Regions from separate parts of the Homo sapiens genome. Here region 1 is linked to region 2. A link is an interaction called in ENCODE POLR2A ChIA-PET data of the cell type or tissue named here. Cell type or tissue: A673. All regions are shown on one strand. Region 1 overlaps RAC1 (Rac family small GTPase 1). Region 2 overlaps RNF216 (ring finger protein 216).

Region 1 (5,000 bases), 710 kb before region 2:
AAGAGCAAAACTCCGTCTCAAAAAAAAAAAAAAAAAAAAAAAAAAAAAAAAAAAGATAAAGGTTGTGTAAAAACCTTAACAATAGTTGCCACTCAGTGTCAAGGATAAGCTGCTATGAAGGTTTTGACTGTTATGATAAAATGTCATTATCACTTCTTTTACTATTCTGTCCTAAGTCTCTATGTATATGAGGAACAAAACTACTAATATAAAGGCAACCAGCTGTGTCTAAAATCCTCTAAACTTCCTTTCCTGAATGACATCTTTAGCTGAGAAAGGCTCAACCGGGAAGAAATTCAAGGTACTGGCATAATCTGATACTGACTGAAATTTTATTACCAATCACTATTTGTTACAAATCTATGTCTTATAAGAATATGATTATTAAACTACAGAATTCTTAAAGTGCAACCTTATATTTAAGCTTAGTGCAATCAAAAGATAAAATCGACTCCTCTTTAAGTCTTCTGATTAAAACTTTTACTTAATTTATTCAAATAGGTAAAAGAAAAAGGTTATTCCACTCCTATTAGTGTATATTCATTCCTTGTCCACGCTGCGCTTCCACAAACCAAGTCAACATCTGCACTGGGCAATGTGACAGCCTTTCCATGGCCTTTCCCTCATGAAGAATGGAAGCCGTATTTGGCCACAAGTCTTGACTGATACTGCTGGAGAATTTCTGGTAGTTACTACTTCTTTGGAATTTCTAACTTTATATAATTAACTGCTCAGTTCAACCTCTTTTCAATCATCGAGCAATGTCATCACTCTAGGAAACGAACATGAGTCGGCTGGAAGAAAGTTCATGCCATTTCTACATTGGATTTCCCCCTAGCTCATGATGCTACAATTTTTTTTAACCTATCTGTGCTTCCCCTGCCCTGTCCTGTAGAAATAACCACAATGAAAGCAAATAACTTATGTTGCTATTATGTTCTTCATTTTTCCATTAAGAGAACTTTAAGACGGAGTCTTGGCTCTGTCTTCCAGGCTGGAGCCCAATGGTGCAATCCTGGCTTACCACAACCTCTGCCTGCTGGGTTCGAACAATTCTCCTGCCTCAGCCTCCCAAGTAGCTGGGACTACACGTAAGCACCACCACATCCAGCTAATTTTTTTTTGTTGTTGTATTTTCAGTAGAGACAGGGTTTTGCCATGTTGGCCAGACTGGTCTCGAATTCCTGACCTCAGGAGATCCACCCCATCGGCCTCCCAAAGTGCTGGGGTTACAGGCGTGAGCCACCACGCCCAGCCAAGAGAACTTTTTACTTACTTTTTGAGGAGAGTAGGGTAAACTTTAGTGTTACTTCCTGAAATCTATAAACCAAAACTTAAAAGCACAATCAACAAATCTAGAAACGCTAGGAATTTCCTCACGTTAAAAAAATAAAAGATCCAAGAAGCTCAAAAAATAACAACTTTCTGCACTGCCTTCTTTTAAAGACACGTTGATCTCAGGACAGAAAAGCCAAACTCTTCCAATGACAATTACAATTGCAAACCAAAATACAGAGCATATATTGCTGTCTAAAAGTGAGTAGATCTTGGCCAGGCGCAGTGGCTCTTCCCTGTAATCCCAGCAAGAGGCCAAGGCGGGTGGATCACTTCAGGCCAGGAGTTCGAGACCAGACTGACCAACACAGCGAAACTGCATCTCTATTAAAAATACAAAAAATTAGCTGAGTGTGGTGGCAGGCGCCTGTAATCCCAGCTACTCAGGAGGCTGAGGCAGAAGTATCGCTTGAGGCCACGGGGTAGAGGTTGCAGTGAGCTGAGATCGCATCACTGCACTCCAGCCTGAGCAACAGAGCGAGACTCTCTGACTCAAAAAACAAAAAAAAGTATGTAGATCTTAAGGACAAGGCAGTAGAATTTAGTAACTGTCAAATATATATTCCTACTTATTGAATAAATTAAAGACCTCGCATGAAGGTCCTCGATTTACACTGACAAACAAGGTATGGGGATTCTGTAACGGTAGGCCTTATATATAACTGCGTTAACTATGCAGATAAAATCTGTCCAGAAAAATACACCACTAGAGTAGTGCAGTGCTAAATAAACACAAAACCCAATCTAAAATTATGATGTTCTACTACCAATATCTGACTTCACAATCAATGTAAAGAAAGCTAGCCATAAGCCAGGCACGGTGGCTCATGCCTGTAATCCTAGCACTTTAGGAGGGCAAGGTGGGCGGACTGTCTGACCTTAGGAGTTCAAGACCAGCCTGGGCAGCACAGTGAAACCCCGTCTCTACTAAAATACAAAAGAAATTAGCTGGGTGTGGTGGCACACGCCTGTAATCTCAGCTACTCAGGAGGCTGAGGCAGGAGAATTGCTTGAACCTGGGAGGCAGAGGTTGCAGTGAGCTGATTTCGTGCCACTGCACTCCAGCCTGGCGACAGAGCAAGACTCTGTTTCTACCAAAAAAAAAAAAAAAAAGCCAGCAATTATTACCACTAGAAGCTTCAAAAAATTAAGATAGTGCATAAAGTTTCTCACTTAGGCTGAAGACACTATGTACAACTGAGCTGAAGTCTGAATCCACCCTTCCAGAATCAAGGCTAACCCTGGTGTAGTTGATACAAGCCAGCTGAACACACAAGAGTTCAAAAATAAGAATTTATATGTAACTGCACACAGTCCCTATTCTTTTTCAAAATCAGGCCGGGCATGGTGGCTGACGCCTGTAATCCCATCACTTTGGGAGGCCGAGGCAGGTGGATCACCTGAGGTCAGGAGTTCCAGACCAGCCTGGCCAAGATGGTGAAACCTGTCTCAACTAAGAATACAAAAATTAGCCAGGCATGGTGGTGGGTGCCTGTAAGCCCAGCTACTCAGGAGGCTGAGGCAGGAGAATCGCCTGAACCTGGGATGCGGAGATTGCAGTGAGCAGAGATCATGCCATTGCACTCCAGCCTGGGCAACAGAGCAAGACTCCACCTCAAAAAGAGCAAAACAAAACAAAACAAAAAACAAAATCAACTCCTCTATAAATCCTCTTAAAAGGTTCCCTCTGATAACAGGAAGACATGATAAAGCAAATACAGCAAAATGAACAAGTAGAGCAAAATACTGTCATAGAATCCAGGCCATGGGTATGTGCATGTTGACTGTACAATGCTTTCCACTAGTCTGTTTGAAATTTTTCATATTAAGACATTGCAGGAAAATATTCCTACTGATCACATGCAATCCTGCCTTGGTGGCAAAGACTCTTGACAAAAACATCTCCTTTCAAGGAAGACTACAATTTTAAGAGCTACGTAGTGATGGAGATGTGAAAAAGTAGGCAGTACTAAGGTATCAGATGACTAATGCAAAAAGACAGAAAGTTATAAAGGGTGAATTTAAGGTTTCTAAAAATGGCTTCCTGATGCTCCTCCCACTTAGCCCAACTCCAAACTTTTACTGTAACTATCATTTGAAATTAAAACACACACACACACACACATTATGTATAATTTTTTTGGCTTATCAAGAAAAAAAACCACATTATGTATAAAATCATCAACAAAGATCAGAGCCATATACTACACCTACATTTGGAGGCCAGTGCAGAATTCAAATACCTTTACCACAGGTCAAAAATATGAAACCCCATGCCTTGAGAGGAAAACACACAAAACAGCTGAAAAGCTTAAACAAATTCATGGTTCACGCCACCACCGTTCAACAGAAGTAAAGAATAAATGTAAAGAATGTTCCTGTAAGGATGATGTCACGGAAGGCATTTTTCACATTCAGCTAAGAAACTCCTGGACAGTAATGTATGTCCAAGTCAGACATTGGGCTAGACAGGCCACTAGCCCAATCTGGACTCCACTTTGTATAAAGAGTGAAACAGAGAGGGCTTCAAGTCATTCGTTCCCATTCCTTTAATCAACCAACACCAAAACAACACTATTAAAATAGTTGTGGCCGGGCGCAGTGGCTCGGGCCTGTAATTCCATCACTTTGGGAGGCCAAAGCAGGAGAACTGCTTGAACCCAGGAGGCAGAGGTTGCCATGAGCCCATATCATGCCACTGCACCCCGGCCTGGGTGACAGAGCGAGACTCCATCTCAAAAAATAGTAATAAGCAATAAAAAAATAAAAAATAAAATAATAAAACTGTTGTTTAGGCCAGGGACGATGGCTCACGCCCATAATCCCAGCACTTTGGGAGGCCAAGGCGGGCAGATCGCCTAAGGTCAGGAGTTCGAAACCAACCTGGTCAACATGGTGAAACCCTGTCTCTATTAAAAATACAAAAAATTGCCAGGCGTAGTGGCTCATGCCTGTAATCCCAGTACTTTTTGAGAGGCTAAGGCAGGTGGATAACCTGAGGTCAGGCGTTTGAGACCAACCTGGCTAACAAGGAGAAACCTCGTCTCTATTAAAAATACGAAATTAGTCAGTGTGGTGGAGCGTGACTGTAATCCCACCTACTCGACAAGCTGAGGCAGGAGAATCGCTTGAACCCAGGAGGAGGAGGTTGCAGTGAGCCGAGATCGCACCACTGCACTCCAACCTTTGCAAAAAGGGCGAAAACTCCTTCTCAAAAAAAAAAAAAAAAAAAAAATTACCTCGGCATGGTAGCAGGCACGTGTAGTTCCAGCTACTTGGGAGGCTGACGCAGGAGAATCACTTGAACCCAGGAGGTGGAGGCTGCAGTGAGCCAATATAAAATAAAAACAAATAAATAATAAAAGTTGTTTATAAATACCTGAATGTAAGATGCTGTCTTTTTTTTCCTTTTTGAGACGGAGTCTCACTCTGTTACCCAGGCTGGAGTGCAGTGGCACGATATTGGCTCACTGCAACTTCCACCTCCCTTGATTCAAACAATTCCCCTGCCTCAGCCTCCCGAGTAGCTAGGATTACAGGCGCCCCCCACCATCCTTGGCTAATTTTTTTGTATTTTTAGTAGAGACAGGGTTTCACCATATTGGCCAGACTGGTCTCGAACTCCTGACTTCAGGCAATCCGCCTGCCTTGGCCTCCCAAAGTTC
Region 2 (5,000 bases):
GGGCGATAGAGCAAGACTCTGTCTCAAAAAAAAAAAAAAAAAAATGAGAGAAAGAGAGAGATGGAGGTCTCTCTATCTTTCCTAGGCTGGTCTCAAACTCCTGGGTTCAGGTGATCCTCCTGCCTCAGCCTCCCAAAATGCTGGAATTACAGGTGCGCACCACTGCACCCAGCTAATTTTTTAATTTTTTTGTAGAGACAAGGTCATGCTGTGTTGCTCAGGCTTAATATTTTTATTTGCTGTGATGATATGGGGTGTTTTATTCTCCAGATCTAGCCAAATGGAGAAATTCCTTGCAGACCCTCATTCTGGGCTGTGGTCTTGGCCTCCTGCACTTGATCCTGCAACTTGCTCTCTTCCCTGCATACTGCCCCACGTGACAGGTCAGCTTTGCTGTTCTTCACATCACCCCCAGTTGGAACCTGCAGTGGCTTCTAGAGCCTTTGTCACTCTTGTTAGTCTGGCCCCTTCTTCTCTTCTCGCAAACCAGGCCAGTCCCCCACCTGCCTGCCTGTTCTTGTAGATGCTTTCTCCCACAGAGCTATCTCCAGCCCACTCCATTCTGTCGAGCCTGTTCTTGAACAGCAGCTCCACTGACAGGGCCACGCTAATTACCGTAAGCAGGCAGGGTAGATAGGTGGGCGGGGAGAGGCCATGCTGTACACCTTGTGGCTTCATAGAAGAATCTCAATAACCACTGACTTCCCCCGCTTGGGGTGGTGCTGGTGACCAGTGCGGTACTGCCCGCAGGTGGGGCATTTGGTGTTGTAGAGGACACATTGGTCTCCGGAGGTCCAGAGAGTGGTGGGAATGCCCACACCGTGCACATAGGCCCCCACCACCCTGAGTCGATGGAGAGATGGATACACCCTGCCCCTGCCCCGTGTCTCTTGTTAAGACACAATACATCTATAAACCGCAGATCCTGAGCTGTAGCCAGGACATCTCAGTACTTTTTTTGTACATTTTCCAATTTCAAGACATCCCCCTTGGTCAAACGATAGAATCCAGTAGGGCTCCTCAGCATTATCCTGGGAGTGTGCTGCCTGTGTCCCTGTGTCCTAGAAAGCCCCAGCTCCTCGCCTCCCAGTGCTCTACAGCATCCTATCTTGAGTCCTCCCTCATATCCATCCTCTACCTTGCGCTGCTCACCAGGAAGACCACAGCAGCCTCCTCACTGGCCTTCTCTGTTCCAGACTCATGCTCCATACCAGCACCAGTGTGCTTATGTGATCACATAAGTATTTATGCGATGAGTCTTTATCGTCGGGTACCAGCAAGAGAATGTATGTAAGTGGATAAAAATGTAATTCAACATGTGTTTTATGAATTCTGGAAACCTCTTTTTATTCTCAGAACATCAATTCAAAGTCCATCTCCTGTTGAAATTCATCAGTGGGTTAAACTCCGAATTGTCTTGATGCTACAAGCACTACATCATGTGTGTGTAGTTTCATTCTAAAGTCTGGTTGCTTCACTTCTTGTTATTAAATTTAACAAACATAACTCTCCAACTTGGCGTTTTTGCAGAGTGGGATCCTTTTATATAAACATTAGTAAAGACCAAAGTAACTGATATAACTACAAGATTATCATTCCCCCAAAGTAAACATGTATTTAGGGGCAGCTGCTTCCAGGAAGCCATGTGCTCTTCTGGATGGAAAATAAATCGGTGGCATTCTTGGTTTTCTGGGACTTAGTCCCAGTCTCTACAGCCTGCTTTCCATCTGTCTCCCAGAATCAGGACTTAACGTCTCCAACATGTATGAAGAAGATCAGAGGGCACAGCGTGTGCACAAAGGGGCGGGAACTTCTCTGATCCACTGCCATCTACTCCTTGATAGTCATCAATGGCCACTGTCTTGGTCAGCTCGGCTGCCTTAGCAAAATACCAGACTAGGGGCTTATATATGCTGTCAGTTTTCCTACAGTTTTGGAGCTAGAAATCTGAAATGAAGTTGTCAGCAGATTTCGTTTCTTGTGAGGCCCCTCTCCTTGGCTTGCAGAGGACTGTCTTCGTGCTGTGTCCTCACATGGTCTTTTCTGTGCACTCCTCTGGTGTCTCTCTCTGTCCTTTTTTTTTTTTTTTTTTTTTTTTGAGACGGAGTTTTGGTCTCTTTGCTCAGGCTAGAGTGCAGTGGCACAATCTCGGCTCACTGCAACCTCCGCCTTCCAGTTTGAAGAGATTCTCCTGCCTCAGCCTTCCAAATAGCTGGGATTACAGGTGCCCGCCACCGCGCCCAGCTGATTTTTTTGTATTTTTAGTAGAGACGGTGTTTCACCATGTTGGTCAGGCTGGTCTCGAACTGCTGACCTCTTGATCCGCCCGCCTTGGCCTCCCAAAGTACTGGGATTACAGGCGTGAGCCACCGTGCCCGGCTCTCTCTGTCCTTCTTATAAGGCTATCAGATTGGAATAGCGCTCACCCCATCAGCCTCATTTAATATAATCACCTCTTTAAAGTCCCTGTCTCCAAATACAGTCATTGTCCAAGGTGTCAGAGTTGAGGGCTTCACATATGCATTTGAGGGAGACACAGTTCAGTTCATAACAGCCACAGATAAATGATGTGTCTTTTTAGCACGTGTGATTCAGTTGGGAAAACAATAGAAAGCAGGAACAGTTACCACTGGGCTTAGAGATGAGCCAAAGGCAAGTCTATTCAGGCATGAGCAGCTGGGTCCCCTCTGTGTTCATCAGGATTTCCAGCCTTCACATGGGCACATGGAGCAGTTGCTGAGCCTAACTAGAGCACAGCTTAGGGAGCCTGGCAAAAGGCATATTGCCTCTGGTGAGGTTTTATCCTGTTGTCCATCTGTGTTATTTAGAGCAGTTTCTGTAAAGAAAAAAGTATCGTTTGTTGCTATAACAAATGATATTAGCAACATCAGAGCAGGCTGCCACTCCGGCAGCTCCCCCGGAACCAAGCAGTTCACAGAAAACACTCTAGGCCTCCTAGGGAAGGGAGAGGCATGGTGGTTCGTCTTGGGAAGACCTTGAGTCCTGCCTTCCCAGGGTGGACCCTCACCCCTGAAAAAGGCTACAGACGGCCTCCTTATATGGCCACCACTACAAGTTCCTCCCGGGTAGGCCACATAACTGGAACTGAGAATTTGGGCTATGGATTAAGGCTGAAAACACAACTCAACAAAGATGAGAGGGAAGTCACATTTCAACATACTGTGTTACGAGACCCAGTTACACCACCTTAGCTGTACTTTTGCTTCCAAAGGTCACCTTAGGTTGTCGGACATGAAGAAACTAATGAAGCAGTAGGGGTGGAGATTAAGCATGCTTTGGGGTCAGAATGGTGAGGGGCATACCATTAATTTCTTGCTCATAAACATTTCTGTGAAATGATGGAATCTCCTAAGGTTTGTTTCATACATGATTAACTGTACCAAAAATTTAAATCCAAGAATAAGCAAAAAGAGGAAGTAAAAGACTTTTTTTACCCAACCACCAGTTCAGCACTCTCCTCTAGTTCTGGGTGTCTCCTTTTGGCAGCCCCTCTATGCACATCAGAGGAGCCCACTATCACATGGCTGGGTCCTCTGCAGTCGGGCAGCAGCACTGTGGTCAGGCATGTGTCATCTCAGGGGAGCAGTGCATGTGCAGGAAATGGATCCTGAAAGTCTCACATCCAGGTTGTTTATGAAAGTGATTTCCAGGGCAGGCACGGTAGCTCACGCCTGTAATTCCAGCACTTTGGGAGGCCGAGGCGGGTGCCTCACTTGAGGTCAGGAGTTTGAGACCAGCCTGGCCAACATGGTGAAGCCCCGTCTCTACTAAAAATAAATAAATAAATAAATAGCTGGGCATGGTGGTGCGTGCCTGTAATCCCAGCTAATCGGGAGGCTGAGACAGGAGAATTGCTCGAACTTGGGAGGCAGAGGTTGCAGTGAGCCAAGATCGCGCCACTGCACTCCAGCATGGGTGGCAGAGCGAGACTCCATCTCAAAAAAAAAAAAAGGATTTCCAAACGCACCATCCACAATCTCACTTACTTTCTTTTTTTTTGAGATGGAGTCTTGCCCAGGCTGGAGTGCAGTGGTGCGATCTCAGCTCGATGTTATCTCCACCTCCCAGATTCTAGCAATTCTCCTACCTCGGCCTCCCGAGTAGCTTGGATCACAAGTGCACAACACCATGTCGGACTAATTTTTGTATTTTTAGTAGATGGGGTTTTGCCATGTTGGCCAGGCTGGTCTCAAAACTCCTGACCTCAAGTGATCCGCCCACCTTGGCCTCCCAAAGTGCTGGGATTACAGGCGTGAACCACTGCACCTGGCCAACACAGTCTCAGTTTCAACAGTGATATCTGGCAGATTTGATACAAAGTTTAGGTCTTGATTTAGAAGCATGAACAGACCCCTCACCTCACTCTCTAGCATCTTTTGGTCTCTTACTGCTAAATCTGTCAATATAATCTTTCACTTGAGGCAAGATGGAGTGATGATTTCATAAGCATTGAGTAAACTCTGCCAGTCTTTTCAGCCACACTGAAAAGAATGGATAATGAGTGTGTCAGCCTCCCTGTGATTGCCAGTGGCAAAGATTGGTCTTCTAAAGATCTCATCATTTCTTTTCTAAATAGAGGTATCAGAGGATCAGCAAAACCAAGACCTGGATCAAAAGAGGTCAGAGCTTCTCAACTTTACTATGTGTCGGAATCAGAGATCTTGTCAGATGCAACTCTGCTTAGTAGGTATAGCTGGAGCCCGACCGCCCATATTCCTCTCAGGCTGGCAGGTGCAGACAGTCCTGCCCATCCTGCATAGCACGGGACTGGGTGGGATAGTTTCCACCAAGGGGGGCCATCTGTAGCCACCTGCCTGCGTTGAAATACTCTCTAATGCTCTTTATAATATTAGGTCCACAGAACTAAAAATCACTTATGCTCCTGCTCATATTCCTGGGGGAGATGACTAGATTTCGGCTGGATAAGAGCCCTGTGGGGATGAGTGAAGGTGTGAAAGTAGTCACATCTAGAGGCATCA

What was found. Peaks named below come from ENCODE experiments on the same cell type or tissue, not always from the same donor. Only the 100,000 strongest peaks of a DNase experiment are listed, where the experiment ranks them.
Region 1: POLR2A ChIA-PET joins it to region 2 with 11 read pairs; 2 of 35 experiments call an interaction of 5 or more read pairs at or near these places.

The regions. Positions count from the first base shown.
Region 1 is chr7:6,378,839-6,383,838 of GRCh38, reverse strand. All of the region lies in intron 1 of RAC1 (Rac family small GTPase 1), which reads right to left. Among named protein-coding and RNA genes, the nearest start is that of RAC1, 6.8 kb to the right of the region's middle. In A673, no CTCF peak of the experiment used is centred here; no DNase peak of the experiment used is centred here; H3K27ac peaks cover 431 bases.
Region 2 is chr7:5,668,904-5,673,903 of GRCh38, reverse strand. All of the region lies in intron 13 of RNF216 (ring finger protein 216), which reads left to right. All of the region lies in intron 1 of RNF216-IT1 (RNF216 intronic transcript 1), which reads left to right. Among named protein-coding and RNA genes, the nearest start is that of RNF216-IT1, 9.1 kb to the left of the region's middle. In A673, no CTCF peak of the experiment used is centred here; no DNase peak of the experiment used is centred here; H3K27ac peaks cover 633 bases.